2 separate regions of the Homo sapiens genome follow, and region 1 is linked to region 2. Evidence: chromatin loops called from intact Hi-C (ENCODE). Cell type or tissue: PC-9. All regions are shown on one strand.

Region 1 (2,500 bases), 140 kb before region 2:
ACACACACACACACACACACACACACACACACCCTCACCCCAAACAAGGCTTAGCCAGTCATCCGCAGGAGCATGCTTCAATTCTTCATTTGAACATGGATCCACCTCCCTGAGCATGGATCCATGGCTGAACCCTAGAGAGTTAGGTGAAGGTGAGTGAGCAGACAGACCACTCTTGGGGTGTCCACAGTCCTCCAGGAGACGTGACACATGAACCCACGTATACAACGGCCTTCCATAGACAAAGTGGCAAAGCACCGTGGGGTCCCAGAAGAGGAATTAAATTTCTCATCCACTGTTGAGACCAGATCGTGCATACCTCTATGCCTCTCCTACACAGTCCTGCTACTTGGAATGCCAACCACTCAAACAGCAAATATTTATTGAGCTTCTGTTACATACTAGGCACTTGAGAAACCATGACATTTATGGTTCCTGCTTGCACAGAGCCCTGGTATATCAAGGAAACTCCTGTACATCCCTCAAAACCCTACTATAATGTCCTCTCTTCTCTGTGAAGCCTCCTGATGCCTCCAAGCAGCACTGCTTCTTTTCCAGTGCTCTCCTAGCATCCTAGGACTTCATTTGTAGAGGAGGGAGACAGGGAATGACTGGCCACTGAAAACTCACCATGCCCCAGGCTCCGTACTAGGTACATCACAGGCAATATCCTTCCTCAGGCTCTTAGCAACTCTGCAAGGGAGCAAATAGTCCTCCTTTTTGCAGACAGAAAATGGGCTCAGAGAGGCTGTCTCTTGCTCAAGGTCACACCGTCAGCTGGTAAGTCAGAAAGCAGGGACAGGTAACCAAAGCAGTGTCACCCCAAGGTCAGCCACGTTCTGTGCTGTGGATGCCTGAAAGGCCAGGGTGGTGGGTCACACTGGGATTGCCCAGGTCCCAGTGCCAGCAGGGCACACAGCGCGTGCCTGTGGGTAGGAAGAACCCAAGAGATGGTCCTGGAGCCCGGTGGGGGCTGCACTGCCTTCCTTGGGGCCTAGGTGGCGATGTGCACACTCGTCTCCCCAGTCCAGTCCCTGCAGACGTCCACCTTCTGCTCCTGAATTCGATGCCCTGAAAGGCACTTCTCTCCTTCCCCAGCTTCCTCTCCCTGGCAGCCCCGGGGCAAGCTCAGCCTTTGTCCCTGCCAACTGGGGTGCCTCCCTGGCTGAAGCTTGCCACCAGAATGAGGTCTCAGGATGGGCCAACTCTCCTTTCCCAAGATGTTTCAGGGAGCGGACAGCAAGAGGCGTGGGGAGGACTCACTCACGTCCATGGTCAGACCCAGTAAGCGTCTGGTTCAGGCACCCAGGGGGCTGCCATGGACCCATCCTTGCCTGGTCTCCCCACTCCCTTGGTCCCAGTGGCGCCTCCTCAAACCCAAACAAGGCCAAGAGCTGCCACCTACAAAGTTCCAGGGACAGAGACAGAACATGTCGTCCACCTGCACCATCCAGATGGGAGACAGGGACCAAGAGAGGGACAGGAACCAGATCTTGTCCAAAGTGCCCCATGAGTCAGGAGGGAGTGAGGGTAGAGCCCAGATTTCCCGATTTGTGTCCTCAGCAATTTTCAGCACAATTTGAAGCTGTTTCTACAGGGCCCCGGGGGCAACCAGAGAAAAATGCAGTCCAACCAGTTATCTGATGTAGTAATAATAAAAATAACAACAACTCCCATTTCTGTCTAGTTTCCAGCCTTTCACCTGCATTACCTCATTTGTCCTGTCACCTGCAGGGGAGGTACATGCCACTGTCCCTCGTTTTATGGGTTCCCCAGGGAGGAAGGGGCTTACTCAAGTTTCTAGAGTCTTGGGACCAGGTCCCAGCTCCTAGGCTGGAGTCTCACCAAAGGGAGGGCTAGGAGGGGGCAAGGAGAGGCATGATGGGAGGGAAAGAGGCAAGGAAGGCTGTGTTTTGGGTAGGGGGAGCAGTCAAGCTATATAGTGTGAGTGGGGAGTGCCCGAGGGCTCTTCCTCCTCCCAGACCTGCTCTCGCCTACCCTCTCTTCTAAAGCAGCAGCCAGGCCCTCCCCCTGGCCACCTACATCTCCTCCATCCCTTCCTCCCCTCCTGCAGCCCCCAGACAATTATCTGGGCCTCCACTGACCATCAGGCCTGGCTTTCTCTGCCTGATTTAGTCAAGATCCTCCCCTGACCTTGGACTCAATTTCCCTATCTGTTAAATGAGTGAGTTGGGCTTTGGCTTGGGCCTTTTAGCTCTCATGGTCCGACCCCTCTAGGGAAAAGGGTGAGGGCAAGATAAAGGAAATAGGAACAGCTGGGTATTAAGCATCAATGATGTGCTAGGTGCCAAGCCCTGGGTTCCTTGCTGGTAGCACAGAGCAGTCAAGGCAAATGCTCAGGGTCTTCCTGAACCTCAGTTTCCTTATCTGTCTAATGGAGATGATTAATCTACCTCATAAGATTGTAGGGAGAGCCCAGTGTGATCACATATGTAACAAACTTCACATAGCACCCGCCCAGCACCCATCATCATCACCA
Region 2 (2,500 bases):
TCCACAGCCAGGTACAGAGGAAAGAGAGTTGAGAGTTAGGGCTGGGTTTGCACTGCAGCTCGCCGCTCTAGCTGTGGGACTTTAAGCAAGTTGCTTTATCTCCGTAGCCTCAGTTTGTTCATCTGTGAAATGGAGCCAAATGCTAGTTGGATACTGAAACGGGCAAGCAGAAACATTGTGGATGAGGGCCTGTAATGCCTGGGGTTCTCACTCTCTAGAGCCGGTGCCCGGTTCCATTTCCAGCCCTGGCACCCAGCCCTGCCCGGGCGAGACCCTGGGGTCTGGGGGAACAGGGGTGGGGATGGGGCTGGGCCTCGTGTGTACGGAAGGGGACAGCTGCTGTGCCAGATGAAGGCAGGGGCTGGGGGTGGGCACTGGTGCCAACGGAAGAGGTTGCTCAGCTCCTTCCTGGAAGCTGGCCCAGTGACTCACGGCCACGGCAGCCCAGCAGCTCACCCTAAGCCCCTGCGACTGTCATTCAGCCAGTCTCCCCTTGCTGAGTTCTGAGCCTGGGTGGGGGGATGCAGGTGGCTCCCCTGGTCCATCTTACTACTTATTCAATGGCAGAGACACATCTATCAGCCTGGCATGGGGCCAGCAGGCCCCTGAGGCCCGGCCACTCCCCACCCTGCCAGTAGAAGGAGGCCCACCAACTCCGACAGTGGGAAAGGCCATATGGACCCACCGGTTTACTGTACCCATAAGGAGACAGGCTCCAAGTATGGCAGGGACTTGCCCAAGGTCATGGTGGGTCAGAGGCTGCCCCCCCTGCCCAGAGAACCCCTGCCCTTGGGTGCCTCCCTTGACCAGAGCCCAGGGCCCAGCACAGCCAGATGCAGCCTTCTTGGCTGCATGCTGTGGGAGCAGAGACTGAGTTGGGGATGGGCCAGCTCTGTGCCCCCACATCATAGAGCAAACAGGGCCCCCACCCTTCTCCAAGAGGCCAAGCCTCGGTCTGAGCAGGAAAGGATCCAACGTCAGGCTCAATTCCTTGTCCCCCCACCGAGGGACACCTGTGGCCTGAACGTGGACCTGGCCCACAGCCAGTAGCCGGGCTCTTGGCGCCCCCTGCAGGCCAAGAGCAACAGGTGGGACTGGCTCCACAGGCGACCCCTTGGCTGGGCACAGGCAGGAGAGCACCCAGGCAGGGCTGAGAAGCCGGGTGGGCCCCTCCCCTTCCAAATGCAGCCTCTGCTGCTTCTCAGCCCCCTTCCTGCCCTTGTCTTCCCTCCAAGGGGCTCCGAGCTCCTGCCTGGGCCTTGTCAGGACACCACCAGTCTGTGCATCCCCTGGGAACCACCTGGTAGATAGGAAGGAGGGGCGGGGAGGCCCCTGGGAGACCAGGAATGCAGGGGGTGGGGAGGGGAGGTTGGCCTTCTTCGGCCTGAGACCGCCTACTTTGCACTTGCCCCATGCTGTACACTTGCCCCCACAATTACCTGGCACCTAGAATGTGCCCAGCTGACAGCCAGGTGCATCACACAGCAAATCACGGGCATTCCTCTTGGCAGCCCTCTGGGTGAGAACCGTTATCTCCATTTACAGATAAGGAAAGCCAGGCTCAGGCTCCACAGCCACGGGGAAAAGGAAACATCCTGGGGATCAATGCCACAGTGAGGAGGACAGTGGCATCCCTGAGTCAGAGCTCCCTATGGCTGAGAAGGAAACATTACCCATACTTATGCAGACTGTTCTCCAGGCCAGTGCCCACCTAGCCTCCCAGGTGCACCTAAGGCACATTCAATTAACCTCAGAGGCCCACCAACCCCCACTGGGACTGGGGCCCAGGCACCTCCACCTTCAACAAACCCTGCACACGTTTCGATGCACAGCCAGATTCAAGAACCGTCACTTGGTCCAACCCACATACCTGACAAATAAAATTTAGCTGCCGCCTGCAAACCTCCAGGGATGGGGAGACAGCTCCCCAGCTGCACCCTGGCTAGCATCTTTGGGTTGAACAAACCCAGCTCCCAGCAGCTTCTGGCCACAGTGTCAATTCTAGTCTTTGAGCCACACAGAGAATACTGTCTCTGCCCAAGGCTGTGAAGCCAGGCAAATGCCAGGTTCAAGTCCTGCTCAACCTCACTGGCTGTGTAGCCCTGCACATGAGGTAAATTACTTAAAATGTCTGTGCCTCAGTTTCCTCCTCTTTTAAATGGCAGCTGGTTGGCTTTCTGAGAGGATTAAACGCAATAATGTAAAGTACTTAGCCCAGTCCCAAGTTCCATAGAAGTTTGATGGAACTTCCATAAGTTTCTTCTTATCATCAGAAAGAATTCCCATAAGTAGGACTTTCTGTGTGCTTTTCTATTTGGTCACCATTCATTCATTCCCTCATTCAGCAAACAAATGGCGACTTCCTGCCTCATTGCCTCGGGCCAGTGTCAGGCCATCTCTCACACAGATCCCTCTTGCTCCAGGTAGCAGTTCCTCCACTCAGACAGAACCGGTGTTCCCTTCTCTTACTACAGATGAGGAAACTGAGGCCCAAAGAGCA

Evidence for each region. Peaks named below come from ENCODE experiments on the same cell type or tissue, not always from the same donor. Only the 100,000 strongest peaks of a DNase experiment are listed, where the experiment ranks them.
Region 1: a loop joins it to region 2, with 9 times the contacts of the local background. A loop is called at or near these places in 40 of 110 quality-filtered maps.

The regions. Positions count from the first base shown.
Region 1 is chr1:22,274,528-22,277,027 of GRCh38, reverse strand. No RefSeq gene overlaps it. Among named protein-coding and RNA genes, the nearest start is that of MIR4418, 9.5 kb to the right of the region's middle. In PC-9, a CTCF peak has its summit at 989; DNase peaks (open chromatin) are centred at 1,067 and 1,637; H3K27ac peaks cover 1,940 bases.
Region 2 is chr1:22,130,646-22,133,145 of GRCh38, reverse strand. The region is part of intron 1 of WNT4 (Wnt family member 4); the gene reads left to right. Among named protein-coding and RNA genes, the nearest start is that of WNT4, 11 kb to the left of the region's middle. RefSeq lists enhancers at 296-1,054, 1,055-1,815. In PC-9, a CTCF peak has its summit at 1,080 (motif pointing left); no DNase peak of the experiment used is centred here.